2 separate regions of the Mus musculus genome follow, and region 1 is linked to region 2. Evidence: chromatin loops called from intact Hi-C (ENCODE). Cell type or tissue: left cerebral cortex. All regions are shown on one strand. Links, peaks and the distances in the headings refer to the core of each region. The heading gives the core; the rest is flanking DNA. Region 1 has its middle 35 kb from the start of Gm39343. Region 2 overlaps 4930430J02Rik (RIKEN cDNA 4930430J02 gene).

The links. Peaks named below come from ENCODE experiments on the same cell type or tissue, not always from the same donor. Only the 100,000 strongest peaks of a DNase experiment are listed, where the experiment ranks them.
Region 1: a loop joins it to region 2, with 1.8 times the contacts of the local background. A loop is called at or near these places in 2 of 42 quality-filtered maps.

What each region holds. Positions count from the first base shown.
Region 1 is chr9:57,336,627-57,352,580 of GRCm38, reverse strand. No RefSeq gene overlaps it. Among named protein-coding and RNA genes, the nearest start is that of Gm39343, 35 kb to the right of the region's middle. In left cerebral cortex, for the core only: no CTCF peak of the experiment used is centred there; a DNase peak (open chromatin) is centred at 9,054.
Region 2 is chr9:57,394,674-57,410,627 of GRCm38, reverse strand. It overlaps 4930430J02Rik (RIKEN cDNA 4930430J02 gene), which reads right to left. Exons shown (of 3, transcript NR_040729.1): 2 at 14,767-14,854; 3 at 10,264-10,499. It also overlaps a transcript of Ppcdc not described here. Among named protein-coding and RNA genes, the nearest start is that of 4930430J02Rik, 12 kb to the right of the region's middle. In left cerebral cortex, for the core only: no CTCF peak of the experiment used is centred there; no DNase peak of the experiment used is centred there.

The DNA.
Region 1 (15,954 bases), core at 5,108-13,107, 59 kb after region 2:
TGATGTAAGTCCTTTGGAGAAGCCCAGAAGACTATGTGTGAATCTCAGACATTGCAACAAAAAAATCTGTAACGTTGAAGTTGCTTTGGAGACCCCAAGATGTTTGAGATGCCAGAGCTATGGGATATCTGCTGAAGAAAGCTGCTAACATGGAGTGGAGTCCCCAAAGAGAATTGTGCTGCAGCCAACAAAGCAGAGAGGAATTGGACAGTAGACATGGAGATGCTGAGTTTGGAGTTTGCCTAGCTAGTTTTTGGTCTTCCTTTGGTCCAGTGTTGCCTCACTATAACATTTTGGAATGCTAATATATATCCTGTGATGTTGGAAGTATATGATCTACATTTCTATTTTTATTATATAGGGGATTGCAGCTAAGTGATTGGATGTATCTCAGAAGAGACTTTGAACTTTGGAATTTTAACACTGTTAAGACTGTGATAGACTATGGGGAACTTTGAAATTAGAATAAATATATTTTGCATTATGCTATGTCTGGGCATGGCTCCTATAGATTCATGTGTTTAAACAAGCCTATGGGGGCCAAGGAGTGGAATGTGGTGGTTTGAATATGCTTGGCCCAGGGAGTTGCACTATTAGGAAGTGTGACCTTGCTGGAGTAGGTGTGTCACTGTGGGCATGGGCTTTGAGATCCTCCTCCTAGCCATGTGGGAGACAGTCTCCTCCTGTCTGCCTTTGGATCAAGACATAGAACTTTTGGTTCCTCCAGCCCTACATCTGCCTGGATCCTGCCATGCTCCAGCCTTGATAATAGACAGATCCTCTGAACCTGTAAGACAGCCTCAATTAAATATTGTTCTTTATAAGACTTGACTTGGTCATGGTGTGCCTGCACAGCAATGGAAACCCTAACTTCACTTGTAAATACTGTTGCTGCTTTTAGGCACCATGAGGGCTGCAAACTCCTCTTGCATCCTCTGAATACTTTGTATATTGAAATAGAATTTTCAGGCTTTTGAGGTCTTGGATTGTAGAACTTACCTTTTTAAACTAATTAATTAGTTATATGCACAACAGTGTTTTGCCTGCATGTATGTTGTATACCATGTTTATGCAATACCTATGAATGCCAGAAGAGGGTAGCGTTGTCATTTACCCCTTTTTTTTTTCAAGGGAGGACCTTTAAATTGTTCCCCAATCACTAAAGGAGCAGCTTGAAATCCCTATAGATACCGTGATTAGTCTAAAATAGGATAGTATTGGCATATAACCTGCCTCCTGTATAATTGTGACTCCTTTCTAGATTGCCTATAATTCTAACATGATCTTAACACTGTGTGTTAGGTTTAGCCCCACCCCTCTAGACTGCCTATAATACCTAACATGATCTAAACACTATATGTTAGGTTTTGCTCCACCTCTCTAAGTTGCAGTGCTGGTGACAGTGTCCTAAACAAAAGGACTTGGTCTAACAGGGTTGTTATGAGATAAACAATCTTAAAGGTGGGTTTCTGTTTACCAGAAAAGTGAATCTTATAAAGTGGGTTTCTGTTTACCAGGGTTCCCTTTAATCAGCCCCAAAGGTCAACTATCACAGACAAGGGTATTTAGTTCCTGGTCAGTCCCAACAACTCAAAGACTTGCCTGTTGAATCAAAATCTGCATGCTTTTATACTGTTTTGCTCTTCTCTCTACCCCAACCCATGGCCTTAGTAATATGATTTCCCAGTAAACCTTTCTTTCCATCCATGGACTGGGTCTAGTTCACTGGTTTCACTGGGCCCTCATTTACACTATGTGTATAGCTGTTATACTATGGTTAGGGAGTAATGACAGTAAAGAATTCTATATGTTTACAGTGCATATGCAACCATTTATCAGCCCTATAGCTGCTCATTTGCTACTTTATGGGTTCTTCTTTATTCCATCCTTTCAACCCCCTAACATTAGATAAGAGAGCAAAAAGAGTAGAGTAAAAGAGGAATGACATTATCATTGGACTACTTCCTGCCAACTAAGAGTGTTTTGGGGGACAAGTTTGATCTTCACCATCAGGATAGCTAATTTCTTCTTGTTGTTTCTTCTTTGTGCATGACTACTTAACAAACCACAACCACTAACCTACCACCACTAACCCTGCCTCTTGAGGCTCTAGGATATATATATATATATATATATATATATATATATATATATATATACCCTCTGAAAATTTCCCAGAATTCCAAACATCACACCCCTGCAAGAACTCGAGGCAAATCGTCATCAACTGCTGTGGACAGTCTGAAGCAACTCCATATCCCATAACTGGGATTAAAATGAAAACATATTCTTATAATATTCCTGTGTTAGTTAAAGAAACCAAAATTCTCACTACATTACCCCTCTTCCGTTTTAAGCCTTTCATTGTGCTGTGTTTAGCAAGAAATTATAAATAGAGGCATTTCCAGATCAGTGGCCAGGGTTTTCTGGTGAGCTTTCCTACTGAATTCTAATCCTTAGTAGTTTTGATGGTATCCTCAGCTTTTCCTTTCCTATGGAAATATAAACAAACCTGAATTTCCAACACAAAACTTTCACAAGCTTCCATTCTGATATTAATACATCCTTATAGTATATAGGCTGATTTAATTCCAAAGATTTTCTATAATTCAGTGCCTCTTAGCTGCTGCTGTTGGAAATGGCTCCTACGTTTTGCTGCAGGTCCCCACACTATGTCCCCCATTTGCTTCCTGATAGCAAGAAATTACCTTGGATGACTCTCTTGGACCTACACTCATCAGTCCAATGGCTGCCCTTGCCACATTGGCTGCACACCTCTGGAAGCCTAGGCCTTCTTTCTGGCTTATAGTTAGAAATTGCTGCTAGGAATGGCTTGTTTACTTTTCCAGGGCAAAGTACTGGGCATTTTGAGTCCTCAAACCTTTAGTGTTTTGGTCAGAGTTTCTCTTTGCAAATGGTCATATTTTCTTCAATTGAAGCACCAGGAACTTTGATATTAGCGATCTCTAGCTATATCTTGACAGATGATGTTAGCATGGTACAAGTTAGAACCAACTGATTATATCCTTTATGCACTCATCCATGGGTGCTGCCTGCAGGTTTGATGGTCTAATTTGCATTTTCATATGCCAAGATCTTTATCAACACCTGTCTTGCACCAGAGTCTGATACAGTTTTGTTCACACCTGAGACTAATCTTTAAAACAAACAAACAAACAAACAAACAAACAAACACCACCAAAGGCCTCTCTAGAGATTTGTATAATTTTATAAACAGGATGGAACTTTTCCCAGGCTCCTCAACTTTGTCCCAAGCTCTTAAAGCTGTTAGGTGGCATTGTTCATAGTAACATTGTCAAATTGAATTTGTTCTTGTATATCAGAATACAGTTTTCACCCAGCAACTGGTCTTTGACAATATTCATTTCCCATGCTCTATTTTACTGTTCAATAATTGAGGCTTCTTCCCTCCACCATGTTAACCATTGCAATTGCAGCCTAGCATCTAGTACAGCTGCCACCAATTCCTTCCAGCCTTGGGGAATAATTCTATTTGGAGTAGCCCAGTTTTTTAAAATTTGCTTCACATAAGGTGAGTGCATCCCATATGAAATCATAGGCTCTTTATGATGCTTTAGATCTATCATTTCTATAGGATGCCTTCCTATCTTGTTATAACCTAAGGCAAGGGACATCCCATATGTCTTAGTTAGGGTTTTACTGCTGTGAACAGACACCATGACCAAGGCAAGTCTTATAAAAAACAACATTTAATTGGGGCTGGCTTACATGTTCAGAGGTTCAGTCCATTATCATCAAGGTGGGAGCATGGCAGTATCCAGGCAGGCATGGCACAGGAGGAGCTGAGAGTTCTATGTCTTCATCCAAAGGCTGCTAGTGGAAGACTGACTTCTAGGCAACTAGGGTGAGGATCTTATACCCACACCCACAGTGACACACCCATCCCAACCAGGTCACACCTATTCCAACAAGGCCACACCTTCACATGGTGCCACTCCCTGGGCCAAGGATATACAAATCATCACATTCCACTCCCTGGTCCCCATAGACTTGTTCAAAAACATGAGTCTATGGGGGCCATACTTAAACATAGTATAATGCAAAATGCATTTAGTCCAACTTTCAAAGTCCTCATAGTCTATAGCAGTCGCAACAATGTTAAAAGTCCAAAGTTCAAGGTCTCTTCTGAGATTCATTCAACTTAATTAACTGTAATCTACAAAGCAAGGCAGGAAACCAGATGGGCAAACTCCAAACTCTGCATCTCCATGGCTGATGTCAAAGCGGTCTTCAGATCTCCACTCCTTTTTCATCTTTGTTGACTGCAACAAACTGCTTTCTCCTGGGCTGGTTCCACTCCCTGTTAGCAGCTTTCCTCAGCATGTATCCCATGGCTCTGGCATCTTTAACATCTTTGAGTTTCCAAGGCAATTTCAATGTTACAGCTTCTTGTTTCAGTGTCTGGGATTCCACTTGATCTTTTGGACTCCTCCTAAGGGCTGGCATCACTTCTCCATCTCTGTCCTCTGTAGCACTCTATGCTCAGGTTGATCCACTCTACTACAGCTGCTGTTCTTGGTGATCATCCCATGGTACTGATATCTCCAATACACTGGGGTGTTCCACTCCAACTAGGCTTCACCAATAGCCTCTCATAGGCTCTCTTCAGGGTGCCAAGCCTCAAATCCTTTGCATGACCCCTTCAGTCCTGGGACATCAACTACAGCTGAGGCTTCACCTTCTCCAATGGCCTTCCCTGGCCTCTCACAGTGCTAAACCTCAGCTTCTCTCCATGATCCCTTCATTCCTTCACAAGCAGTACCACCTGAGTGATTCTTACACATTACCAAGTCCAGCCACAGCATGAGGTACAAACTTGGGTATCTGTGGAACACAGACAGCTTCTTTGTGCTTCCAGAAAACACTTTCCAGAAGATTTCACCTCAGTGATGCTGGTCTCTTCTTAATCACTGCTAATTCCTTAGCTCCAGCTAACCAGCATCAATTTTCCCAGTAGTTCCTTCCATTCTTAACTCTAGAGCCAGAGCCACATGGCTGAAGCTGCCGAGTTCTGATGTTTACAGGAACTAGAACATGATCCCCTTGTACTATTACATTATCACTAGCTTTATGTTTTCTAAATCCTTCACTGCCTAAACTTGGCTATCCTGGTTCTTGCTCTGTAGATTGACCTTGAATGCAGAGATCAGCATGCCTGTCTCATGGGATTAAAGGTGTGTACCACCATGCCTGGTTCTAAATTCAGCTGGGTAGGGTCTTGCCCCAAGGTCCCACTCCCTTAATCTGTTATTTCCTAGAACACGGGATTTTGCTCCATTTCACTTCTTGGTATGCCTTTAATACTCGAACCATATATTTTATATTTTGCCTTTCTAAGCTTACTATGTTTGTTCAAACTTCTCTTTGTGAGACTTAACCAGAGAACAAAGTCTCTGCTGGGCTTTTTTGAAACTTCCTTTGTCAATGCAATTAACCCAAGTCTCTTCACCTTAGTCTCAGGCAGACTTTTTAGACAAGGGTAAAAAGTTGCCACACTCTTCACCAAAATACCACAAAAACAGTCTTTATGCCACATACTGAAATTCTTCTCCTTTGAAATCTCTTGGGCCCAGTCAACACAGTTCAAATTACTCCCAGCAACTAAGTCTTCCATATTCCTACTAGGATGACCCATCAAGCCCCATTTAAAGCATTCCACTGAGTTCCAAATCCAAAGTCCAAAAATCCACATTCTTTCAAATAAAAGCATGGTCAGGCCTATCACAGCAATACCCCATTTCTGGTACCAACTTCTGTCTTAGTTAGGGTTTTACTGCTGTGAACAGACACCATGACCAAGGAAAGTCTTATAAAAAACAACATTTAATTGGGGGTGGCTTACAGGTTCAGAGGTTCAGTCCATTATCATCAAGGTGGAAGCATGGCAGTATCTAGGCAGGCATGGCACAGGAGGAGCTGAGAGTTCTATGTCTTCATCCAAAGGCTGCTAGTGGAAAACTGACTTCCAGGCAACTAGGGTGAGGATCTTATACCCACACCCACAGTGACACACCCATTCCAACCAGGTCACACCTATTCCAACAAGGCCACACCTTCAGATGGTGCCACACCCTGGTCCAAAGATATACAAACCATCACACCATATGAAATCACAGCTTCTTTAAAATGCCTTAGCTCTATCATTTTTATAGAATACCATCCTAGCTTGTCGTAACCTTTAGCAGGTATATGCTGTAGGACTACAGGGGAAGCTGATGGTGGTGATCTTGTGACCAAGGGCCATCCCTCCTCTAACTCTAACAGCTTGGTGGTTTTTGAGATTAATTTTTTCTCTTGAAATGGGATGTTTTCATCTTTTCTCTGACCCTGCTGCCTTCCTCTTCCTCCTACTTTTCTTCTTCCTCCTCCTCTTCCTCCTCCTCCTATCCACTCCTGCCACTCACCCAACTCCTCACCCCACCCAAGAGCTGCAGACACTGGAAACTGAAAGTGCAGTGGGGCCTCTCTCTGTCTTCCAGCACAGTTTCTTTCTTTCTTTCCTCTTGGGGGAAATTTCAGCGGTCTTGCTCAGTCATGGGAACTGAGCCTTTTTATCTCTCCCTTCCCAGTACTCCTCCCCTCCCCAGTGCTTCCATTCCCACCTGGAAATTAGTTGCTCATCCATTCTCTTAACTTTTTTTTTTTTTTGAAACAGAATATAGGAAGAATAAAAACAAAAACAAAACCAGAAAATCCCCTCTGGGAGCAAAGTGGGGGATATCTCAGTGGTAACATCCACAATAATTTTCTTTTTTTGCTGGCATCTTAGAAAAGAATATCCACTTCTTCATCCCCTACCATTTTCTCTACAGCATCTGCAATCAGATTTCCCATTCTGTGTAGCCCCTCCTCTGGGTGCCACTTGTAGCCACTACTTGCTACTTTGTGGGTTCTTTTTCTCTTCCATTCTTCTTCAACCTTTTTCTTCTATCCTTTCAACTTCCTAACCCTAGATAGGAGAGGAAAAGGATAGAGTGGAAAGGGGGCAACATTATTGTTATACTACTCCCTGCGAATTAGAGGTATCAAGGTCCTTGGGGCAAGTTTGATCTTCACCATCGGGATATCTAATTTCCTCATCTTTTTGTTTCTTCTTTACAACACGACTACTTAAATACATCACAACCAACAGCAACCAACAACCTACCAACAGCAACCCCACCTCTCAGAGCCCTAGCATTTATATACCCTCTGAAAATTTTCCAGAATTCCAAACATCACACACTTGCAAACACTATCTGCAGCTGACAAAATCATACCCCTGCAAGAGCACAAGGCAAGTCATTGCCAGCTGCTGTGGACAAATAGAAGCAGCCCCATATCTCATACCTGGAATTAAAAAGAAAACATATTTTTCTAATAATTTTTTGTTCTTTAAAGAAACCAAAATTTTCACTACAGGCCTCTTATAGAGTTTTATTTAGTTTTGTTGTTCTCTTTTGCGACAGTCTTACTATGTATCCCAGACTGGCCTAGAACTCATATTTTTCATGAATTCTCCATGCTGGAATTGATGATGTGAACGACCACACCTAGTTCCTAATTACTACTATAAAAAAGTCATTGGGGGATGTTGAGATGGCTCAGCAGGTAAGAGCACTGACTGCTCTTCCAGAAGTTCTGAGTTCAAATCCCAGCAACCACATGGTGGCTCACAACCACCCATAATGAGACCTGACACCCTCTTCTGGCACGTCTGAAGACAGCTACAGTGTACTTATGTATAATAATAATAATAATAAATCTTTAGGTTGGAGCTAGCAGGGACTGAGTGAGCGGGGCCAACCAGAGCAAGCAGAGGTCCTAAAATTCAATTTCCAAGAACCACATGAAGGCTCACAACCATCTGTTCAGCTACAGTGTACTCATATACATAAAATAAATAAATCTTTAAAAAAAAAAAAGTTGTTAACCTGGTATAGTGACACAAGCCTTTAATTCAAGCAGTTCGGAAGCAGAGGTAGGCCAGTGGGAACTACCTTGGGGGTGTTGTTGTTCTTGTTGTTTAAAGAGAGAAAGAGAGAGAGAGAGAGAGAGAGAGAGAGAGTGTGTGTGTGTGTGTGTGTGTGTGTGTGTGTGTGTGTCACATGTGTATTTGAATGTGCGTGAGTACAAATGTGTAGGCCAGAGGAAAGTGTTGAGAGTTCTTCCCTGTTACTTTCTTTATTCCTTTGAGCCAAGGAATCTCCATGAACTGGGAGCTCAACCATCTTTGGCTGCAGTTAGTAAGACCTAGAGATTCTCCTGTCTCTGCCCCACACAGTACTAGAGTTAAAAATGTCTAAGAGATTATACCTGGCTGGGATCTGAACTTGTGTCCTCATGGCTGCACAGTAAGTACTCCTAACCAGTAAATCATCTTTTCAGCTGCTAATCCCACCTGCCATACAGAACACAACTATCACAATTTTTGAGCCAAACTTGAAGCAAGTTTTATTAAATATTGGCCAGGACAATGGGCACTGGCCAGATCCATACCCAGGATTCTCAGAGAATGGCCATGATTTTGTCAGGTGTTTATAAAAGCAAAACCCACAAGGCCGTTTACTTCCTGCCTTTGTCCAATCAGGGGTAAGCATACATCCTGGCATACTTCCTGCACGTACCTCCTGACTACATGTGTTCAAGCAGTCATTCCCCCACCCCCACCCTCACCCTCACCCCTCTGCACTGTTTGGTTGCTGAAGGCAGTAACCATCTCTGCAGATTCTCAATGGCTGTTCATGGGTTTGCAATCTGACAAGGAATCAAGTAAAAGCATTTTTTCCGAGACAGGGTTTCTCTGTATAGCCCTGGCTGTCCTGGAACTCACTTTGTAGACCAGGCTGGCCTCGAACTCAGAAATCTGCCTGCCTCTGCCTCCCAAGTGCTGGGATGAAAGGCGTGCGCCACCACCGCCCAGCTCAAGTAAAAGCTTTTTAAATGCTGGTTTCATTCCAAGACAAAGTCTCACTATATAACTCTAGTTAGTCTGTTGCTTAATATGTAGATCAGGCTGGCCTAGATTTTAAAGAGATAAACCTGCCTCTGCCTGGGGAATGCCAGGTTTAAAGTTGTGTGCCACCACACCCACCATACCCAGCCTTTATACAGATATTTATAGCCCACATTCCAACCCAATTGCTGCTATCTTTTTTTGTTGTTGTTGTTTTCTTCCTACAAGGCTGTCCCCTCCTGCTCCGTACACCTCCCTATGCCTCATCTTAGAAAATGTGCTTAGGGAGAGTCCTGGGTGAGTGTGGGCTCACTCCTGGGAAGCCCTCTTCCCTAGGGTCATCATACTGCCTTGGCTGCTGGCCAACCTACAAACAGTTGTATGTATCTCGTCAGGGATTTATAGCTGTTTACATGGAAGGGGAAACCTAAACTTGGTGACTCCATCCATCATAACTGGAGTCAAGTTCCTCACTTAAGAGATTTGAGAGGGAGAAGCCAAGTTGAAAGGGTGTGGATCAGGGGGGCCAGATGATGTCCGGACTCTGAGGTCATGACCAGCAAGCAAAAGCTGAGAAAATGGAAACAATGAGTTTGCAGAAATGTGGAGAAGAAGAAAACTTAGCTGTGAAGAGGGGGTGTGAGGAAAGAGGTCCGATTCTGAGGAGACAGCGGGCACCTACTGCAGAGCTAACCGCTATGTCTTACTGTCCGGATCCCCACAATGCCCTATTCCCAGCACCACCCACCAGCCTAGGGGTCATGCCTGGAAAAGTACAGATGTCACTCGAAATCCTGTGCTTGTCGCCCACACTGACCAGAACACGCAGCCTAAGGGAGCCAGTGGAAGCCTCCCACACCCCAACTTCCCATTGCCCCAGGAGGCAAAGAAACAAGGCACAGAGAGACAAGGTTACACACAACGTTATATACAAGGCACAGAGATTCTGAGGTTATACAACAACAAGTTTCAAATACAGGATGAACTTGTAGGCAGTCTAACTCCTGAGCCTGAAATCTTAGCCACAGCATCTCCTGTCACTCAGGTGTCTCCTACATCAAGAACAAGTCCCATGCCCATCTCTCCTACTAAGGTCCCTATAGGACTCATCTCCAGAGATTGTCTCTGAAAGACACGGTTTCTTAGGGGCCAAACACATGGAAAGGAGGGGCCTGGCTAGGTAGCAGCAGGCAACATTATGGTCCCTGTTCTGTCGATGATTTACTAGGAAAGTTTCTGTTTTCCTTTGAGTCATAGTTTCTCCATACACCTGTCAGCCTGTTGTGATTTGCTGACAAACTCATGCGGGCAACAGACCTAGGGACCTCAGATGTCCAGCAACCCAGGGCCTGCCCATTGGTATTGCCCTGGAGTGATTCCACAAGGGCATGGTGGTCAGTCACCAGGAGGGCCCTGGTCTGCAGGGTTAAGGCGCGTCAAGCCTGGAGGATCCAGAGGCCAGTAAGGGTTAGGTGTCTAGAAAGAAACAAAATAGCCTCCCAGCTGGAGGAATGATGGGGGAAATGAGAAGGTACCTGGAGTAGAGCAGCTAGAATCCCACTTGTACCCAGGGGAGCCAGGTTCTTCAATGCCTTTCTCAATTTCTTGTATTTGCTTCTTTTTGAATAGCATTTGTTTTTAAAGTCGGGTTGTAGTTGGTCTGAGCTACTTTGTGGTTCTTCTTCTTCCCATCCTTTATCCCCTCCCCCCACCCGGCTGCCCCACACCACCCTGGGTTTCCAGGACACAGAGAGATAGAGATCCCTGCATCTAATTTCTTTTATTTTATTTGCTTCCTGATTACAGCTACTAATAAATCACAACCAACCCCTCCAAACAACCAACAACCACAGACCCCACCTGTGGGGCTCTAGCATTTATATACCCTCTGAAATTTCCCCAGAGTTCCAACCATCACACAATTGCAGAAACTATCTATAGCTGGCAAAGCCATGCCTCTGCTAAAGCAGGAGGCAAATCATAGTCAGCAGCTGTGAAGCACCCCATATCCCATACCTGGGATTCAAACGAAACCATATTCCCATCATATTTCTGTGTTTTTTAAACAAACCAAAATTCTCACTGCATGGGGTCTCATTAAAAGATTAAAATATGCCGGGTGTAGTGGTGCACTCCTTTAATCCCAGCACTCGGGAGGCAGAGGCAGGTGGATTTCTGAGTTCGAGGCCAGCCTGGTTTACAAAGTGAGTTCCAGGACAGCCAGGGCTACACAGAGAAACCCTGTCTCGAAAAACCAAAAAACAAAACAAAACAAAAAAAAGATTAAAATACTAAGACAATGAGAATGATAGAACCTGGGGGCTGGAGAGGTGGCTCAGCAGTTAAGAGCACTGACTACTTTTCCAGAGGTTCTGAGTTCAATTCTCAGCAACCACATGGTGGCTCACAACCATTTGTAACTTGATCTGATGCCTTCTTCTGGTGTGTCTGAATATAGTAACAGTGTACTCAAATACATAAAACAAATTAAATAAATAAAATATAAGAATGGGAATCATTCAACAGTGGTATCAATTCACATTGTTTTACCATGTTTGTTTGTTTGGTTGGTTGGTTGGTTAGTTGGTTTTTACTGCTTCATCCAAAGCAGGAGGCCATCTTCCAAAAAAGATGTAAAATAAGCATAGAGACATTCTCTTAAAAAAAAAAAAAAAAAAAAAGCCGGACGTGGTGGCGTACGCCTTTAATCCCAGCACTCGGGAGGCAGAGGCAGGTGAATTTCTGAGTTCGAGGTCAGCCTGGTCTACAGAGTGAGTTCCAGGACAGCCAGGGTTACACAGAGAAACCCTGTCTCGAAAAACCAAAATATAATAATAATAATAATAATAATAATAATAATAATAATAATTGTAAATAGCTGATAGTTCAGAAATTTTCATTTTCCTACAGAGGTGAAAGAAGAAAAGTGACAGAGAAATTGCACCACTGCTAGACAGACAAACAGAGTTCAGAGTGAGACAGATAGCGATCAGACTCCAGGTGTGGGATAAGCAACCTCAAGACTCCGCTGAGTCTTCCCAACCACAGTATCAGACATGTCTTTTCTCAATCAGACTACAATCATAATATTATACATGGATTTTCTAAAGCATCCTTGAGCCAAGCCTGGTCACCGAGACTGTAATCCCTGCTACTCGGGCGACTGAGGCAGGAAGATCTCAACTTCAAGTCCTACCTGGGCCAACTTGAACAAGTTGATATCTCAAAGGATAAAGTAAAGAAAGAGGCTGAGGAAGGTAGAGCATTTGTCACCCTTGTGGATTCAATCCTTGCCTCTACAAGGCTATTAACAATAACAATAACTTGTCTCCCATCTTCCCGGTGGGAGGGCAGAGAGGAATGGCTAAATCCTAAGACAAGGAAGCCTCCCTGTGACCAAATCTTCACTCTTGCTATTATCTCTGGGCCCAGTACACCTGAGATCCTTCATTGGGTCTTGAGCTCCTAAGCCTGTGGTTTTCCTCTGGGTGGTGACTCAGTGCCCACAGCCTACCCTGCATGCCATTTCCCCCTATCCGGGCCTTGTTGACTGCTCTGAGTAAGAGGTGGCTCTGTGGTTTCTCTGAAGCAACAACCACAAACTGCCAAGCCCACCTTACCCATCCTCCACTCCCCACCTTGTCTGTCACTCTCCTAGTCCCACCCCCAGGCTGTCGACTGAAAGAGAAACAGGGAGGTTTATATGTTTGTGCACTTGGTGCTATGCATGAGAGTGGAAGAGACCCCCATTCACCAGGCAGGGAGAGTTGGCTGAGGATGAGGATGCAGCTCAGCGGTGGAGTGCTCGTATATTTAGTCTTCATCACCTGCCCCTCTACCCACATGTGGGCAGGATGTGGGAGAGGAGGGAGAGAGATGGTGTAAGGCAAAATGTCTTCAGGGTTTCCTTTGGGGTAACCTATTTGCTCATTTACATGTATTCCTCAAAAGCGACTGAAACCATGACAATGGACAAGAAGATGAGATACTCAGGCACCTCTCCAGTGAAAACTGAGTCTTCTGGTAGCAAGAGTTCTGCTGGCTCTCAGCGCTCCAAGACTTCCTGAGCCAGGGGACTTATCTGATTCACGCTGACACTCTTCACCTGGGAGATTATTGAGTTGGCTTGTAAAAGCTCCATGTGGGGCTTGGTTCTGATCCATAGCTCTCAGCAAGGCAAAGCTGGGCTGAAGATGGGCACACCTTGCAGCTTACCGTCTCCTCCATCTTTGCCTCTCTTTTTCCTGGCTTGAATAGCAAGAGCCTCCCTGCCTGATAACCGTCCTGCATCCTACCACCCAGTCATTTGGCTTCCAAGACAGACAACCCTCCCATGCCTGGCTTCCAAAGGCCTGCCAGCCTCAATTGTGCCAGAGAGGTACATTAACAACCAACCAAAAGGAGGAAAGAAGGGGCCCAGGGTGACAGAGCCACCAGAGTACCTCAAGGAAGGCACTATCCTATGGTGTGGTTAAATCATTCAGGTTAGCACTGGGGAATAGCACCAAGGCAAGAGGCTGTGGGCCTCTTTGCACCTGAATACTGCAGCTCTGCACCTGAATACTGAATCTCTCTTGGCCTGGATGAAGAACAGCTCTCCACTTGTCCATCACTATTGACTTAGATCCATTGGTTCTTATAAGTGGCCCAGCAAGGCTGCACTGTCCCTGGCTTTCTTCCCAGACTCAGATGCTGACTGGAGACAGACGCCATTCTGGGTGATGATGACCTTCCAGAGGCCACTGTAGAGCTCAGTGACTCAAGGGAGCTGCCCTAGGTCAGAGACTGAGAAAGGAGAATGGTCCTGTCTTGGCTATTGTTCTACCACTGTGCTAGGATACCATGACCAAGGCAACTTATAAAAGAAAGTGTTTAATTTGGGGCTCATGGCTGCAGACGGTTAGAGTTCTTAACTATCATGGCGGGGAGCATGACAGCAGACAGGCATGGTGCTGGAGCAGTAGCCAAGAGCTCACATCCTTATCCAAAAGTAGAAGGCAGAGACAGTGACACTGGGAATAGCATGGACTTTTGAAACCTCAAAGGTCACCCCCCAGTGACACACCTCCTCCAACAAGGCCAGTCCCTAATGTTCCACCAACTAAGGACTTTAGTCAAATATATGGCTTGTGGGGTCTGTCTCATTCAAATCACCACAGAATCCTTATGGTAATCAAAGAAACCCCTGTATTGTGACCCCCTTGAACTTCACACCCACCTAGGAGATCATGTCTAACAGCTTCTAGCCTTCAATGGTGCTGGACATCACCCCCCCACACACACACACACACACACACACACACACGCCTTCCAGTTCTAACCCACTTGCTAGATACTTGGGATTACCCTCTGTAACTTTAGTTTTTTCAAACCTTGTCTTTAATAATGGTTCTTAGATACTTTAACCTCCCTTGTAGCCCACAACCCACCAGAGGTAGTGGGAAAGAAAGGATACAGGAGAAGTGGACTTTTAGAAAGGTTCTTTGGAGCAACTCCTGTCTGTTGTCTGGCAATTGGCAGTTCAGTTCACAGGTCAGCAGTGGCAGCTCGATCCACTTGCAAACATTTCATGAGTACACCGGTAGTCCAGTTAGGTAGAGTCAGGATAGCAAAAACTAATCAGCAGTGGTTGCAAGGCTCAGCCTCAGCAGGAGTCAGCAGGAGGGACCCAGAGGATCGCCAGGAAAAGTTCTAGGTTGCACATCTTTCAGCAAAGCAAAGGTCAGTGAAGACACAAGACCCACAATCATTGCACAGCCAGCTGTACCAGCAAGCCAAGCTCAGCCTCGTCGCTGTCCATTGAATCCTATTTATACTCCCTCCAAACATCACGTGTCCTCCATGGGTCTTGCCTCAGCATGTTTGTCTGTTCCAGCTGACATCACTCTGCCAATCAGCCACAGAAGCGGCAAGAAACTGCAGCACACCACCAGAAGTTTTTTGGTGTGTTTCTCTCTATGGAATCCTGACAAATGCAGCTCAACTATGCAATGCGAGATGGACCAATACGTGCGTGTTTTAGCAAAGAATCCTTCATCACATGTCCTTTCACATGCCTGCTTTAGCAGAACATCTTTTCACCTGTGTTTGCTTCAGCTAAACGTTCCTTCACGTGTTTGCCCCAGCAAAACACCACCCAACTGACCCTCCAAAGAACTCTTAAGTTTCCACTTCAATCTTCTGTCTCCCTAGGTCTGGTCTGCATAACCTGCTTTCATTGTCCCAAAGCTGTTCTTTAGCACTGACTTTTCCCACACTAGGCCTTCCTTTTGCTCCAAAGTCATTACAGGATCTTGGGAAGGTCCCTTTGTCAAGACCTCAGTTCTGTATCTATATAGTGAAGAAGAGGAGGGGAGGAGGGTCTTTGACATTTTAGGCTGCCAATGTGTTGACACATGATCTACATCTACTCCCCACTCCCTCTTCCCACCCTTGTTCTTTCTTTGTTGCTCGGTTCTAGCACCCAGCTCCCTGGTCTGAAAAAGATGCGAGACCCTTCCTCTCACCTAGCACGAGAGTCCTGCCCAATGTAGACATTCCTCACTAAGGGCCAGTCAAGAGAGGTCTGGGAATAACACTTGAGAAATGCTGCTCTGATAACTCTAGCCTGAGTCAGGTTGACACACAAAACCAGTCAGCACTGGCTGGAGAGATGGCTCAGTGGTTAAGAGCACTGACTGCTCACAAACATCTGTAATGAGATCCGATGTCCTCTTCTGGTGTGTCTGAAGACAACTGAAGTGTAATCATATAGATAAAGTAAATCTAAACAAAACAAACAAACAAAAAACCCCAGCCAGTACAAGTGTTTTGCCCATATGTATATATGTGTACCACGGCATGCCTGATCCCCAAGGAGGTAAGGATCTCTTTAAGAAGTTAAGAATAGTTGTGACCCACCATGTGGGTGCTGAGGACTGAGCCAGGGTTCTCGGCAGGAGTTGCAATTGCCCTCAACTACTAAGCCGCCATCTCTT
Region 2 (15,954 bases), core at 4,600-12,599:
TGCAGCACTAAGTGTCAATAGGTCTTTAGGCAGTTCCCAGGTGTGTCTTGTCACCTCACCCTTTACCTCAGAGCCCTGCTCCTGAATGGGAGGAGTGATTTTTAAAAGTCGCTCTTCCTTTCTGCTCAGTGTGTGTAGGTGAGGCTCTGTGCTAGAGCACTTTAAGGAAAGCAGGGCCAAAGGTGGCTTCTGGTTACCTCAGTGTAGCATGTGTAGGAGCAACCAAGTGACAAGTGTCTTTACAATAGAAGTAGCCATAGACTACCTGTATCTTAGGGTTTCTATTGCTGTGATAAAACACCATGACCAAACACAACTTGGTGAGAAAAGGGTTTATTCCAGTTTTTAGTCCATCACCAAGTAAAGGCAGAACAGAAACTCTAGAGGAACCTGGAGGCCAGAACTCCAGGAACGATGCTTACTGGCTTGCTCCTTGTGGCTTGCTCAACCTGCCTTCTTATAGCACCCAGGACTATAGTACTCAGGTGCCCAGGGGTGGTACTGCCCTCAGTGAGCTGAGCCCTCCCACATCAGTCATCAATCAAGAAAAGTGCACTACAGGTTTGTCACAGGACAATCTGGTAGGGTCATTTTCTCAGTTGCAGTTCCCTCTTCCCAAATGACTCTAGGTCTGTGTCAAGTTGACATAAAACTAGTCAACACAAGGTATAAAATGCTGTTTCAAAGGCTATGGCAGAGCCAGGCATGGTGGTGTATTACATGCCTCTAATCTCAGGACTCAGTAGGCAGAGGCAGGCAGATCTTTGAGTTCAAGGCTAGCCTTGTCTATGGACACAGTAAGACCCTGTCTCAAACAACAACGGTGAAGGGAAGGCAAGCATGGCGGTGCATGCCGTTAACCTCAGCACTGCAGAGGCACAGGCAGACATAGCTCGGTGAGTTCTAGGCCAGCCAGTGAGAGGCCATGTCAAACAAATGCTGAGAGCAGAAGATGTCACCGTGCCTGGTCCTGCCACTGAGGTTCACTATTACTGCCACCTAGGGCAGTCCTGCATATCTGAGCCAAATGCGACCAGGAAACGCAGGACAACTGTCAGGTGCTGTGGTGGTAGTAACAAGACAGTTTCTTCTGAGGCTCTGTGTTTTTTAAATCATCATGGGCAGAATTGTTCTTCAGAGAATGTGTTTTAGTTTCTTTTTTTTTTTTTTTTTTTTTTTTAGGGTACACAGCATGTATAATTTTGATTTGTTATGCTTATTTGCTTGTTTTGATTTTTTTTCTTTCCATTTTTTATTAGGTATTTAGCTCATTCACACTTCCAATGCTATACCAAAAGTCCCCCATACCCACCCACCCCCACTCCCCTACCCGCCCACTCCCCCTCCTTGGCCCTGGCGTTCCCCTGTTCTGGGGCATATAAAGTTTGTGTGTCCAATGGGCCTCTCTTTCCAGTGATGGCCGACTAGGCCATCTTTTGATACATATGCAGCTAGAGTCAAGAGCTCCGGGGTACTGGTTAGTTCATAATGTTGATCCACCTATAGGGTTGCAGATCCCTTTAGCTCCTTGGGTACTTTCTCTAGCTCCTCCATTGGGAGCCCTGTGATCCATCCATTAGCTGACTGTGGGCATCCACTTCTGTGTTTGCTAGGCCCCGGCATAGTCTCACAAGAGACAGCTACATCTGGGTCCTTTCGATAAAATCTTGCTAGTGTATGCAATGGTGTCAGCGTTTGGATGCTGATTATGGGGTGGACCAGAGAACCGGACAGCTTCTGGGACGGGCAGAAGCACAGAGCCGCTGAGGCAGCACCCTTGGCGGGCCGCAGACAGCCGGCCACCTTCCAGACCAGAGGACAGGTGTCCGCCTGGCTTGGGAGGCGGCCTCAGCCTCAGCAGCAGCGGTTGCCATCTGGGTTCCAGGACTCCGCGGGACCTAGGAAATTAGTCTGAACAGGTTAGAGGGTGCGCCAGAGAACCGGACAGCTTCTGGGATAGGCGGAAGCACAGAGCCGCTGAGGCAGTACCCTTTGCAGGCTGCAGACAGCCGGCCACCGTCCGGACCAGAGGACAGGTGTCCGCCTGGCTTGGGAGGCGGCCTCAGCCTCAGGAGCAGCGGTCGCCATCTTGGTTCCAGGACTCCCTGGAACTTAGGAATTTAGTCTGCACAGGTGAGAGTCTGCACCACAGAAGCTGACAGCTTCTGGGAACTGCCAAAGCAACACAGCTTCTGAGAGAGGCCCTGTTTTGGGCCTTCTTCTTCGACCAGGAGGAGGTCCAAAAACAAGATATCTGCGCACCTTCCCTGTAAGAGAGCTTGCCAGCAGAGAGTGCTCTGAGCACTGAAACTCAGAGGAGAGAATCTGTCTCCCAGGTCTGCTGAGAGACGGTAACAAAATCACCAGAAGAACAATCTCTAAACAGAGTCAACTATAACTACTAACTCCAGAGATTACCAGATGGCGAAAGGTAAACGTAGGAATCCTACTAACAGGAACCAAGACCACTCACCATCATCAGAACCCAGCACTCCCACTTCGCCCAGTCCAGGGCACCCCAACACACCCGAAAACCTAGACCTAGATTTAAAAGCATATCTCATGATGATGGTAGAGGACATCAAGAAGGACTTTAATAAATCACTTAAAGAAATACAGGAGAACACTGTTTTAGTTTCTTAATAACTTACAGAACTCTGTAAGTTTGGCAGAAGAAAACATTTGGGTCTGGAAATTGCAGTCTTACTTAGAAGCCTGCATGGCGTCTTCCTAGGATGCTGCTATGCTGGGCTCCTCCAGATGTTCCTCTGTGCCCACCAGATGTTCCTCTGTGCCCTCCAGATCTTCCTCTGTGCACAGCTCACCTGGCCCCTCGGCCACTGTTTCGATGCCTCAAGATAGGCCCTGACCTTGCTCTTCTAACTCTTCCCTTGACCAAGAGCCAACCCTGAAGGGCCCCCTGTCCGCTGCCAGAGTGGACAAGCCATGTTCTTTCCTGCCTCTTATCTTTGCACATGAAGCTCTATTGGAAAGACATTTGTCACCCGGCTGACTCACAAATGTGTTGCTTGCTCAAGGTAACCAGAAGTCACCTCTGCAAAGCCTTCACTGGCCCACGTAGGCTGGATTAAATGGTCCTTACCCAAGTCCTTGTGTCCCTGTTTATTAAAACACAGGATTAGAATTGTCTTTCCTTTGTGTCCCTCTGCCATTGGGCTCTCTTGTACAGCAACAGTTATCTTGTGCCTTACAGAACCCAGAAAGTCATTTCAAGTTTATTGTGCTGTCAGGTGTGTGTGTGTTTGTGTGGGTGGGGATGTGGGGCAAGAGTAAGGGTCATATCCTGTTCCTTTCTGAACAAAGATGAAAACAGCAAATCATAAAAAGCAAAGATGGATAGATTTGACTATAGAAAAAACAAACAGGTTGCCAGTACAGATGCCCAAGGGACTCACCCGCAGCTCTTACGATATGCAGGATCTGTCACTGACGTATGTGTTTGAGACAAGGTCTAACTATGTAGCTCAGGCTGGCTTTGAACTTGAGATCCTCCCTCTTCAAGCATCCCAAGTGCTGGGATTACAGGCATGCACCACAACACCTGGGTCTCTGTTTTTGTGTTGCTGAGGGTCAAATTCAGAGCCATGAAGCACAGTACGGGAGGCCAGAGATACAGTCATTAAAAAGAATTTACAGTGTAGGAACAAAGGGAATTTATTGAAAATACCACAAGGGAGCAGCTGGCAAGTTCCAGGGAGGAGAGATGCAAGGGGACACGCAGATATTCTTTTAGACCAGTTGTGTGGGAAGATATTGGTCTTTATCCCCCTTAATGTTTTATTTATATGTGTGGGTGTTTTGCTTGCGTATGTGTTATGTATGACTGGTCTATAGTTATGTATGACTATGGGCTGCCATATGGCGCTGGGAATCAAACTAAGTGCTCTTAACCGCCAAGCCATCTCTCCAGCCCCAAGCTGTGTGAGCTTATCATCATGGGACTTTTGTGTGTGTGCTCGTGACTGAGAGAACACACAGACCTGGGGTTATCCGGTTAAGTAGTAAACCTTACAGCCTAGGCTTTTCTCGAGATTAGCCATTTGGATAGGGTCATAAGTCAACTGCAGTTAGAGTACAGAGTACAGATGCCTATATAAGATATATGTTACCAGAGACTGGTATATACTCCAGGTGGTCATCAAGTGACTATGGGAATTCAGTTCTCTGTTTTTTGTCTCTACCCTAGGATCTCACACCTGCCAGGTAACAGCACTGAATCACATACCCAGCCCATATTTAAGCTATGAATTTAGACGCTGCTTACTGACTAGAAACAGACCAAGAACACAAGAGTAATAAGAGGATTAAGAGTTCGCGCTAAGCCATGATGACGGGGCATACCTACGACCCCAGTACTTGGGGAGTGGAGGCAGGGGAGTCAGTTCAGACATTCTCAGGTACATCGTGAATTTAAGGCCAGTCTGAACTATCTTAAAAAACAAAACTCAGAATCGGGTGTGGTGAGTCACCTCTTTTAATCCCAACACTTGGGAGGCAGAGGCAGGTGGATCTCTGAGTTTGAGACGACCCTGGTCTACAAGGCGATTCCAGGACAGCGAAGGCTGTTTTGTTCCTAGACAAAAGTCTGGGGTCTGAAGTGTTGGCTCAGCTGGTAAAGACACTTGTGGCCAAGCCTGGTCACTGGCCCTATGGTGGGCAGGGAGAACTAGCTCTCACAAGTTATCCTCTGACCTTCACAAACACCATAGCTTTAAAACGTTCACATAGAAAAACAAACACATGAATTGTCCTTAAACTATGTACCCACTTATATGATGAGAGTGATATCAATCAAGTCACATTCAAATGAAAGGTTTTTCTCTTAGACATCATATATGTTTTCTCATCATATATGTTGCTAGGAACTGTAGATTGATGCAGTCTTTCTAGGAGACATCTAGAAATATATACCACAACTCTGTGTGTCCCTGCTTTAGTTCCTGCCTCCAGGTTCTGGCCTGGAGTTCCCACTCTGACTCCTCTTCCCAAAAGACTGCAGTGTAAGCTGAAATAAAGCCTCTCTCCTCTCCCCTCCCCTCCCCTCCCCAAGTTGCTTATGCTCACTGTGTCTGTCCGTCCAGCAGTAAAAGGCAAATTGGGAGAGCAATGGAAGACTGGAAACTCTTCACTGTGAAACAACCAGAGACTGATTATGACTAAATAAGTTGGAGTCTGCCTGCTGGACCACTACACAAGACACAAAATGCAGTTCTAGGAAAGCTCCTAATCTGGGAAGATTTCTGAGGCGAAGTACAGGAAAAATCACGTATGGCACGACAGTTTGTGTATAAAAAACCTGAGGGGAGGGGAGCTGGTTGGTGGCACATGCCTTTAACACCAGCACTCTGGAGACAGAGGCAGGTGGTCTCTGAGTTCGAGGCCAGCCTGGTGTACAGAGTGAGTTCCAGACAGCCAGGACAAAATCCTGTTTTGAAAAACAAAACAAGACAAACAAACAAACAAACAAAAAAGGAGGGGGAATAGATTCATACTGGTTTGTGTGTGGAACAAATATATACTGGGAATGAGTAAGAAACCCTTTGGCAGAGACTTTGAGAAGCAGTGGTGGGAGGCAGACTTTGTTTTAAAATCTCAAGCCAGATGAACATATTATCTGACACAAAACTAGTAAATTGTTTTAAAAGGGTTCTGCAACACTTGTCACCTGTAGGATTACCAGGGTTGTTGAGTCAACTGATATGGCTGTGCTTAGTCAGGGTTTGCTAAAGGAGCAGAACTGATGGAGCATATATACATACATACATATACATACACACACACATATATACATATGTATATATGTATGTGTGTACACATATGCACATATGTATATATCTATATAGTGTGTATACATGTATATGATTTATTTGTGTGGCTTCCTGTTTGTAGTCCACCTACTCCAACAATGGCTGTCTCTTGTTGGAAAGGCCAAGAATCTCTTGTGGAGTCCCAGAGGATTCCTAGAGGGCAAGATAGACTTCAGTCTTCATCAGAATTCTGAGGAAGGAGATTCTAAGACCAACAAAGGAATGCTTCAGTAACACAACAGATGAACTTGCCAGCAAAAGTATGGGCACACAGAAGAAAGTCAAAAGCTTCCTTCTTCCGTGTCCTTTATGTGGGCTGACACCAGAAGATGTGGTCCAGATTTAGGGTGGTCTTCCCATTTCAAATGATCCAATCAAGAAAATTCCATAAGGTGCCCAACTGCTTGGGTTTTAGCCATTTCAAATCGTAGTCAAGTTGACAACCAAATTTAGCCATCACAGGCTGGCTAGGCAAGTGTTCCCTTCCTTTCTTCTAACTGAAGTATGATAACCAGGATGTGGGTTTTGTGCATAAAAGACAGAGGCTGTAAGGCTTAGGGTTTCATGATTTGGGCAAGTTCCCCATGTAGCCACCAGCCATCAATAAAGACTTCCTGTGTATGTGGTGGTCTCTGGTGGGACGTACCTTGTAATACAACATGTGTGTGTGACTTGGAAAGCCAGGCGGTGGTGGTGCACGCCTTTAATCCCAGCACTCAGAGGCAGAGGCAGGTGTATTTCTGAGTTCGAGGCCAGCCTGGTCAACAAAGTGAGTTCCAGGACAGCCAGGGCTACACAGAGAAACCCTGTCAAAAAAAGACTTGGTAATGAGTTAATGCAAGGCAAAGCAGGGAGAAGACTTGGTGGAGTCAAGAAGAGATTTTCATCAAGGTCTTTGGAGTAGAAATGGGCCCATTGTACCTGTCACATGACTTCCCTGAGTGTTCCTAATAAGCCATTGAGGTCTCTGGCCTCAAGGAACTTATCATGTAAGAAGAAGATTAAAGGTCGGCCTGGGCTACAAGAGATCCTGCCTGAAAACAAACAAACAACAACAAAAAGCAAAAAAAAAAAAGAAAGAAAGAAAGAGAAAGGAAAACAGGAAGAAAGAAAAAAGAGAAAAAGGATAAGCAACAACAGAAAAAAGACTAAAACAGCATTTTTGTGGCAAGTTGGGGTGGGAGAGAGGGAACTTAATGGCACCTTTGTGTTGGAACTAGATTTATTCACAGGCCAGGCTATATATGTTAATAATGCTTTGCTACCTGTATTTCTTCTTTCTCCTGACAGGACTGTGTCCTTGTGTTCACAGGAATTTTGGTGTTAGGAAAACAGATCAGGACTCAGAACTGGGAAGGTGGGAAGAAAAAGGAAACAAGCCTTGTTGTTTGGGTTTGCCCGGATCTCTTTTGTTGTGGCAAATTCTGGCAGTAGGTAAAGGAGTAATAAGTTAAACCAAGGAATAAAGAAACTAGGCTCTTATGTTAACTATGTAAGAACTGAGAGGGACCTGTGTACAATCGGTAGTCTCAGGCAGGATGATGGCCAGGGGCTTGACTTAAAATAGGAGTCTGCAGATGGGTAGGAGATGAAGGAATTTTTGAGAAACATTGCTGAGAATTGTGGGTTGGACTCACTTTATATTCTCCCTTGGCCGGTGTGTGGTTTTAGATGCACAGGACTGAGCCACGTGGAGCCCCAGATTAGACAGGTGTCGTATGTGGTCTGCGTGACTAAGGGTTTCCCTGATCTCAATAACTGCCTTCATAGTGCAGCTCCGGATAGTTAGGGGGCACAAAGAACTCTGTCTTAGGGTGAGAAACTGAGCGCATGCCCTTCTGGTTGTGTGGGCTTCTCTTCCAGCCTTGCAACCGTCTCCCAGCATGCTCTTGCAGGAGACCTGCTCCTTAGCATTCTCCTGGTATCAGCCGGAGCATTCCTGTCCCTGTACGTGGACACCTCTAGACACCTGCTTTTCCAGTCTTGATTTAACAGCTCCTTCATTGCATTTCCTCCCATAGCTTCCTTCACAAATATACTGTAGTTTTGAGGTCAGCCTCAAACCCCAAAAATGCACACTTTGAAACAAAGCATCTTGGAGTCAGACCCCAGTGAGAGGCAGGCTGTGTATCCTGAGAGCTTCCTGATGGAATGAATAGTCTCTGATAATCTAGCCAGGCTTGGTACCACCCGGGGTAAAGCAAAGGCACTTAGAGGTCGGGCCAAGGGAACTAACTACCCGTCATCTCATAGCAAAAGAATGTTGGTAGCAGGTGGGTGTGGAGGGCAGCTGTCCAGTGGGAAATCTGAGCCTTTGGGAGTCTCGCAGCTGTGATGCAGGTGTGATCTGGAAGCTTGCCACCCCTTGCCGCCATGGACTGTACTTATGGTGGCTTCTTATCTGCTGAGATTAGGTGGTGACCTTTTACCTGCTAGCCCAGATAGTAGGCCCCTGGGTACCGGAGGCACAGCAGATTCCCTTCTGTCCCTCGAGATTCCTAGAAGAAGGAGAGTTTCAAAGGTGCCTTTCATTTAGGGTGACAAACTGAGCACATGTCCTTCTGGCTGTGTGGGCTTCTCTTCCAGCCTTGCAACTGTCTCCCAGCATGCTCTTCAGTGGTCTCAAAAGTGAGGACTAAGGGATTTCCAGCTGCCTTGGTGGGCAGAAACTTACAGACATACACTCAAGGAAGATGAAGCAAAGGCACCCCAGTTAAGAACAGGGCCAAAATCATTTCTTGCTCTTGTACTTTGAAGAGATCATGGTTAAGTCTGAGCTTGGAATCTCACATGTCACTTGGATCTATTGAGAAATCATTTTCCCCGGCATCAGAAGCAGAGGTATGGTGAGGACACTGGCAGGATGGGGGCAAGGGGGAGAAAGTACTGGAAGGGAGCTCAGGCTTATCTGGTACCTGGCCTATGGCAAATGTTTGCTCCTGCCTCCTATCCATCCTTCAAGGTAAGCATTGTTAACCCCATTTTTACAGGTAAGAACCTGAGGTTCTCAAAGGGAAGTGAGGGAAGGCCAGCAGTCTCTCTGTGCTGATGGCCTGAGTCATCCTTTACTAGGAAAGAACCTATTCGGCTGACTCACAGCAAATCTCTGGATCATCTGAGTTTTGTCTCCTGATATCCCAGGAATCATAAGTCTGCCATGTGGCATGGTGCGAAGAAATCAGGATCTATATATATATCTTCCTAGTTTGGCCAAAATGGTAACTAAATTACTTTCTTTTAAAAAAAAGATTTATTTATTTATTTATTATATGTAAGTACACTGCACCTGTCTTCAGACACCTCAGAAGAGGGCATCAGATCTCAGAAGAGGGCTCAGGTGGTTGTGAGCTATCATGTGGTTACTGGGATTTGAACTCGGGACCTTTGGAAAACAGTCAGTGCCTTTAACCGCTAAGCCATCTCTTCAGCCCACTAAATTACTTTCTATTAGCAATTTCAGTGTTTTTTGATTGTCTGCTTGCTTGCTTTAAATTTATTTGGGATGCAGAGAAAGTAGGCAGTGGATTGTGAATCTGAACATAGTAACAGAAACATAATGCAGACCTGGCCAGTCACAGGGGGAGGGGGAATGATGGTAGTTAGTTCTCACACAGGCTGGGCCTAAGCTGAATAGTGTTACCACAGACTTTATTGTCTGTCAGGGCTGGAGAGGAACATGGTAGTAGAGGACACCCATCTTCAACAGGCTAATCAAAGGAACAAGTAACAACAGAGAACTGTGGCCACATTGAGAAAAACAAAGAGGTCTGTGACATCTACCAACTGTCTTTTGTTCTGAGATAAGAAGCTACAGCACCTCATAGTAAAACAGTGGGAGGCTAGATAAAGTAGCTTTTTTTCTATCTCAGCAGGAATTGTGAGGCTCTTACCTGAAGTCTCCAGAAGAAAAGGGGAGAGAAGCCTGTCTCTGCTCCTTGTTCTCAGCCCTTGTATGACTTTCAGAGTGCATGATCACATGGTAAAAAGTTCACTACGAGTTTGCACATAAATTCAGGTTATAAATTGAATAAGAGGCTTGTAACAGAGAATGTCTACGTGTATATCCACTAGGAGAAATTATCTGGCTAAACATTCATCATTTGTTACTAGCTTACAGATTCATGGAGAGTTAAAAACAACTAAGTTGTTCTTGAAGTTTTGTATAGATAAACCCAGTCAATAGTTTATCTCCTGTCCTTGCACCTGTGGTGTATATCCTCAGCTCCTTCTTTATGACCTTTAGTTAATGGTTTTTATAACCCCTTGGAATGTGCTTTAGGTTTTAGAAGTCTGTTTGTTATCTCAGAAGCAACTAAGCTGTTCTGTTATAAAAGGGGCTTGGATGTCTTTGGGTCACCATTCAGAAGCAGTGGTGACCCTAGCATGCTGGTTGTTTCTGCAGAATAAACACTCTTTGTTCTTGCATACTATTTGAGTCTGGGATCTTCTTTTAATGGTTTTCAAACCCTAACAGCAGGTATGCATAACTTAGCATGGTCAGGGCACAGTCCCATCCATGTTGGCCCATCTTTGACTATGCTCCAGTCTTTTCTGCAAGGTAGTCTGTGCAGCCTCTTTCTCGATGAGACAAGTGTTCCTCTGGGTACCATCAGGATTCAGCCTTTCTCTTCTGGTAAATTCCAATTTCTTGATGTCCATTATTTCAGTAGTCTGATAACCAAAGGAAAGGGGGTAAATGTCTCTCTTTATAACACCTTCCCTCCCACCAAAGTGGTAAATAGAATAATGTCCACTGTTTCTAGAAAAACAAATTAAGATCTTAAACTATTTGTCTTAGTCACTGTTCTATTGCTGTGAAGAGACACATAACCAAGGCAGGTGTTATAAAAGAAAGCATTTAATTGGAGGCTTTCTTACAGTTTCAGAGGCTTAGTCCATTATCATGGCAGAGAACATGGCTCCACATAGATAGGCATAGGAGCAGCAGGAAGGAGGAGGTGGGAAGAAGACTGAGAGCTTTCTTTAAAAAAAAAAAAACTCTTTTGGCTTACTGTTGGCTGTTGCTCTTGCTAGGTGTAACCAGTAAGTGCTCAGTTAAAGAATGTTTGAGGATTAATAACATCTTGCCTGGCCCACAGGAATTTGAGGTCAGTGGTGCAGGAAAGGCAAGAATGTAGAGGAACAAGTCCCCCCCGTCCCCCCCCCCCGGCCCTGAAGGGACAATCAGCAGGGACCCAGGGCAGGAGAGAAAGAGAGAGAGAGAGAGAGAGAGAGAGAGAGAGAGAGAGAGAGAGAGAGAGAGAGAGAGGAGACACGAAGAATGAGAGCAAGACAATCATACTGATCAAGCTCTGAAAACTGGAAGAGCCTGGGAGCTCTCTGAAGGTCAGGTGGCAATCTTTAGCTCCTGAAACCAACGGTCACAGTGTCTTCTTTTCCCATAAATATTCTTACTGTTATGACCACGAATGTTCTCTCAGGATTGTTTATGTAAGCTAGAAAATATCCACAAGGCCATGGCTGAGGCCATGGCTCCCGGCAACAAGTTACTTTAGTTTTAGAAAGCAAGTCAGGGCTCAATGTTGGGTGTGTAGGGGTTTGAATAAGAATGAACCCCCAGCTGGGCAGTGGTGGTGCACGCCTTTAATCCCAGCATTTGGGAGGCAGAGGCAGGCAGATTTCTGAGTTCGAGGCCAGCCTGGTCTACAGAGTGAGTCCCAGGACAGCCAGGGCTATACAGAGAAACCCTGTCTCAAAAAAAAAAAAAAAAAAAAAAAAAAAAGAATGACCTCCCCCCCCCCCCCAAAGGGTCATATATTTGAATGCTTAGTCATCAGAGTGGCACTATTTGAAAGGATTAGAGGGATTAGGAGGTGTGGCCTCTTTAGACTAGGTATGGGCTGATTGGAGGAATTGTGTCACTGGGGATGAACTTTGAGGTTTGAAAAGCTCATGCTGAGCCTAGTCTCTTTTTCTCTGCCTCTCTGCCTAAGGATCAAGGTGTAGCTCTCAGCGGAAGCTCTAGCACCTGCCTGTGTACTGCTGTGCTCCCCACCATGGTGATACTGGACTAAAATTGTAAGTAAGCTGTCAGTTAAATGCTTTCTTTCATGAGAGGTGCCTTGGTTATTGTGTCTCTTCATAGCAATAGAACAGTGACTAAAACAGGCATTTGAGTTTTCTGGAGATGACCCACTGTTTTTGCGTGGCTATGATGGGTGAGCTCTAAGAGTACAGGGCCTCTTAGAGACTTCATCCCAGGATGGTTTCTTGCTGCTGATATGCCTTTCCTGCCACTATTCCATAGCCTAATGATTCCTGGGCTTCAGCCCACCCTATTGGCTAGATTTTCTGCACATCAACATGAAGATGTACTTTCATGTAGTAATGCTATGTAAACAAATTGATGATTTCATAATTCCTGACCATGGTTTTATAGAACTTCTAAACTGATATAACTAATCTCAAGCCCCCTATTGAATAAAGGCTGCAAATAGAGATCTGTAAGCCATCATGTGTCACAGGCTAATTGCACTAGGAAAAGAAAGCAGGCTTGAGACAAATTTATGGTCAAGGAAAACATTCCTTCTAGGTTAGGTGTGACTGGTAACTAAAGGTCATAAATTGGGAATAGACAATTTATCGTAGGTGCAAAGATAGAAAATAAAATATTGACTAGTCTATACAAGACTTCAAAATAATGAAACACTAGGCAGATGATTTGTCTCCTGACAAAACTATGCTAACTTGTGATACAAAATTTATTGCTTTGAACTTATAATGAACTTATGGGGGGTTAGTGACAGATAATGAATATTTAGTCAAATACTAGTCTTAATGGAAATACATGTAAAAATTCTATTGTAACTCCTAAAACCTTTCAATCTATGACATGAATTATTGCCTTAAGCTTACTATGAACTTATTGGAATGCAAAAGTGTTTAGAAAATCATGTAATAAATCATCCTGCTGTAACCGTTCTACCTGATAGTTGTATGAGGTAATTTTTTAGAGAAAGTATAAAAACCAAGAACCACATAAAACAATGAGGTAGCTTTCTTCAGCTTCATACAGCATGTGTGTCTTTGGTCTTTCTTTTCTCTTCTCTTCTCTTCTCTTCTCTTCTCTTCTCTTCTCTTCTCTTCTCTTCTCTTCTCTTTTCTTTTCTTTTCTTTTCTTTTCTTTTCTTTTCTCTCTGGTTCACTAAGAGTTAGTGAACTCCAAGCCTAGCCAGCAAGGGGCATTTGACCCAGAGAGAAAAGAGACAAATAACTAAGATTTTTTTTTTTAAATCCCCTGCTGCTAACACAAGTTTACTGCCAGAAGGCATCAGCTTTTGGCTATAGAATAGCAAAGAGTTAAAGAAAGAGAAAATTTACCAATCGCAATTGCAACTTTAGGCCCTGTAACTGCCGATGCCACCCATCACTGCCTACCTCAGTCTACCTGGATGCTGGGCTGGTCACTGGCACTTGCCAGAGGTTAGTAGTGACTACTCCATATGGATGACCTAGGGTTTATCCTTTGTTAGTTCTCAGGCTGATTAGGCTACCATTTAAGTTTAGGAGACCATGTCTACATCTCTAACCCTCCAGCTCTGCACTGCCTGGCGAGCACACTCCACATCACAAATTCTCCTCTAGGACACTTTCCCTTCTATGGGTTGAACTTTGCCTCCAGGATATTCTTCAGAGGTGAGACTATAGTCTTATCCCCAAGGCTGCTCATACAGTTTAGTTTTTGTGTATTCTTTAGCAAGATGGCTCCCCTGCAAATGTTGGGTAACAAGGTCTCCAGAGGATCACAACCCTTCCAGTGAAGTTTGAGCCAGAAGGGGAAAAATGGCCTCCCATGCCATGGAAGCTATAGTACTGCTAATGTACCCAGAATATTAGCAAAGCTTGTGTCTATGTGTTCATGGGAGGAGAATATGCTCTCACTGGCTTCTTGGGTCTCTTCATGGCCTCCAGTCCTTGCCCCACTGGAATTGCTCACTGTTTCTTCCTCACCCACTGTACTCTGTTCCACTCACAACTTCTCCTCCAGCTCCTCCAGCTAGCCTTGTTTCTACCTTTGCACACAGCACAGTATTGACTGGAAATGTCCTCTTTACACATGGGATTGGAGTTCATCTGTCACCCTGTGAGGTGAGTCCTTTTACCAGTTACTTTCCCAGTGAATAAACTGAAGCCGGGAGAGGTGAGGTCACTCACTAGGTACAGTCTTAAACCAGATAGAGTTCTTGGGTGACATGCTGTTTAGCTAGTCCTCAACACACACACACACACACACACACACACACACACACACACACACACACATAGACCCACAGACAGACACACAGTTCTTTCCTGCCCTCATTCCTTTCTTAGCTAACGCTATAGCTCTTTTAGAATTGTCCTAATTAGTTTTATTGTCAACTAGAGACAACCAAGAATCATCCAGAAAGAGGGGATCTGTATAGCCCTGGCTGTCCTGGAACTCACTTTATAGACCAGGCTGGCCTCGAACTCAGAAATCCGCCTGCCTCTGCCTTCTGAGTGCTGGGATTAAAGGCATGCGCCACCACGCCCGAAAGAGGGAATCTTAATTGAGGGATTACCAGCTCAGATTAGCCTGTGGCCATGTATGTAGGATACTGTCTTGACTGTAGATTGGTGTAGAAGGGCCCCACTCATTGTGGATGGTGCCAGTCCTGGGCTGGCTGTGCTGGAAAGTATAGGAAAGCTTGAGGAGTAAGAGCCAGAGCAATAAACCATGTTCTTCCAAGATTTCTGCTCTGAGTGCCTGCCTTGTGTTCCTGCCCTGACTTCCCTCAATGACAAACTGTGATCTGAAAGTGTAAGTGAGATGGTGTAAACCATTTCCTCCCCAAGCTGCCTTTGGTCATGGTGTTTATCACAGCAACAGAAGACAAACTAGGAGGAACACCCTCGGGAGGTGCCCTGCAGGGCTTGGCATCCTGGGATCTCTCACCTCTATCCAAGAATATCCTCCACATTCTACTTCCCTGGGCCAGCTGCAAGTGTTTGAAGCAGTGCTGGGCCTTGGTGCAGAGCCAAGTCTAGAACACAAAGTTTGAACTATTAGTGAATGTGCAGAGGTTACATAGGAAGGCTATGGGAGCTGCCTGGACTTTTTATCATATACTCACATCCAAAAATACTGCTCCAAAACAGTTTATTAATCTTCATTCATTAAACATGACCAACCTTCGATTATGAAGCTCTGGCTTGTGGAAACCTCAGGTTATTGTACTTGTATGAGGTACCCTAGGCAATTCGGCCACTTCTGAAATCAGGAACCTTCCTTCCCTTGAGACCCCGTAGTACACTGGCAGGAATACTGTAAAGGGACATGTGGACCTTACCCTTATGCTATTCAGGTATTGAAACAATGGACTCCAAGAAATTGGAATTGTTCTAGGAGTCCCAAGCTGGGAGAAGGAAACGGCTGAAGACTGATGTCAGTCAAAGGAGGGACCTTGTCTTCTTCAAAGAGATTTCCTGCAGTCTGACAATGTGTCACACCACCTTATGGGAGAGACTGGAGCTAAGACAATGGTGACAGGTGGGACCACACCAGGCTGGGACTGCTAGCTATGTTTCCTCTTCCTCACCCATCTCTTTCTCCTCTTTCTGCTTGTGTGTGTGTGTGATATGTATATGTGTGTGTGGTGTGTATATGTGTGTGAGGTGTGTATATGTGTAGGGGTATGTATATGTGTGTGATATGTTTGTAGATATGTGTGTATATATGTGTATATGTATGTGTGTGATATGCATATGTGCAATTTATATATGTGTATGTAATTTGTCTGTTATGTGATATGTGTCTATGATACATGTGTGATATGTGTATGTATGTGATATGTGTATGACTATGTGTATATATGTGTGTATAATGTGTGTATGTGTAGGTGTGTAATAGGTATGTGGTGTGTACATGTGTGTGTAGTTTGTTATGTGATATATGTATATGTGATGTGTTTGATATGTGTGATATGTGTATGATATGTGTGTATGTGTATATGTGCTGTGAGCAACATGTGTGTGGGTATTTATATGTGTGTGATATGTATTTGTGTGTGGGTATTGTGTGGGTATGTGTAATAAGTGTGTGTGTTTGTGTGTGTGTGTATGTATGTGTAATGTGTATGTGTGG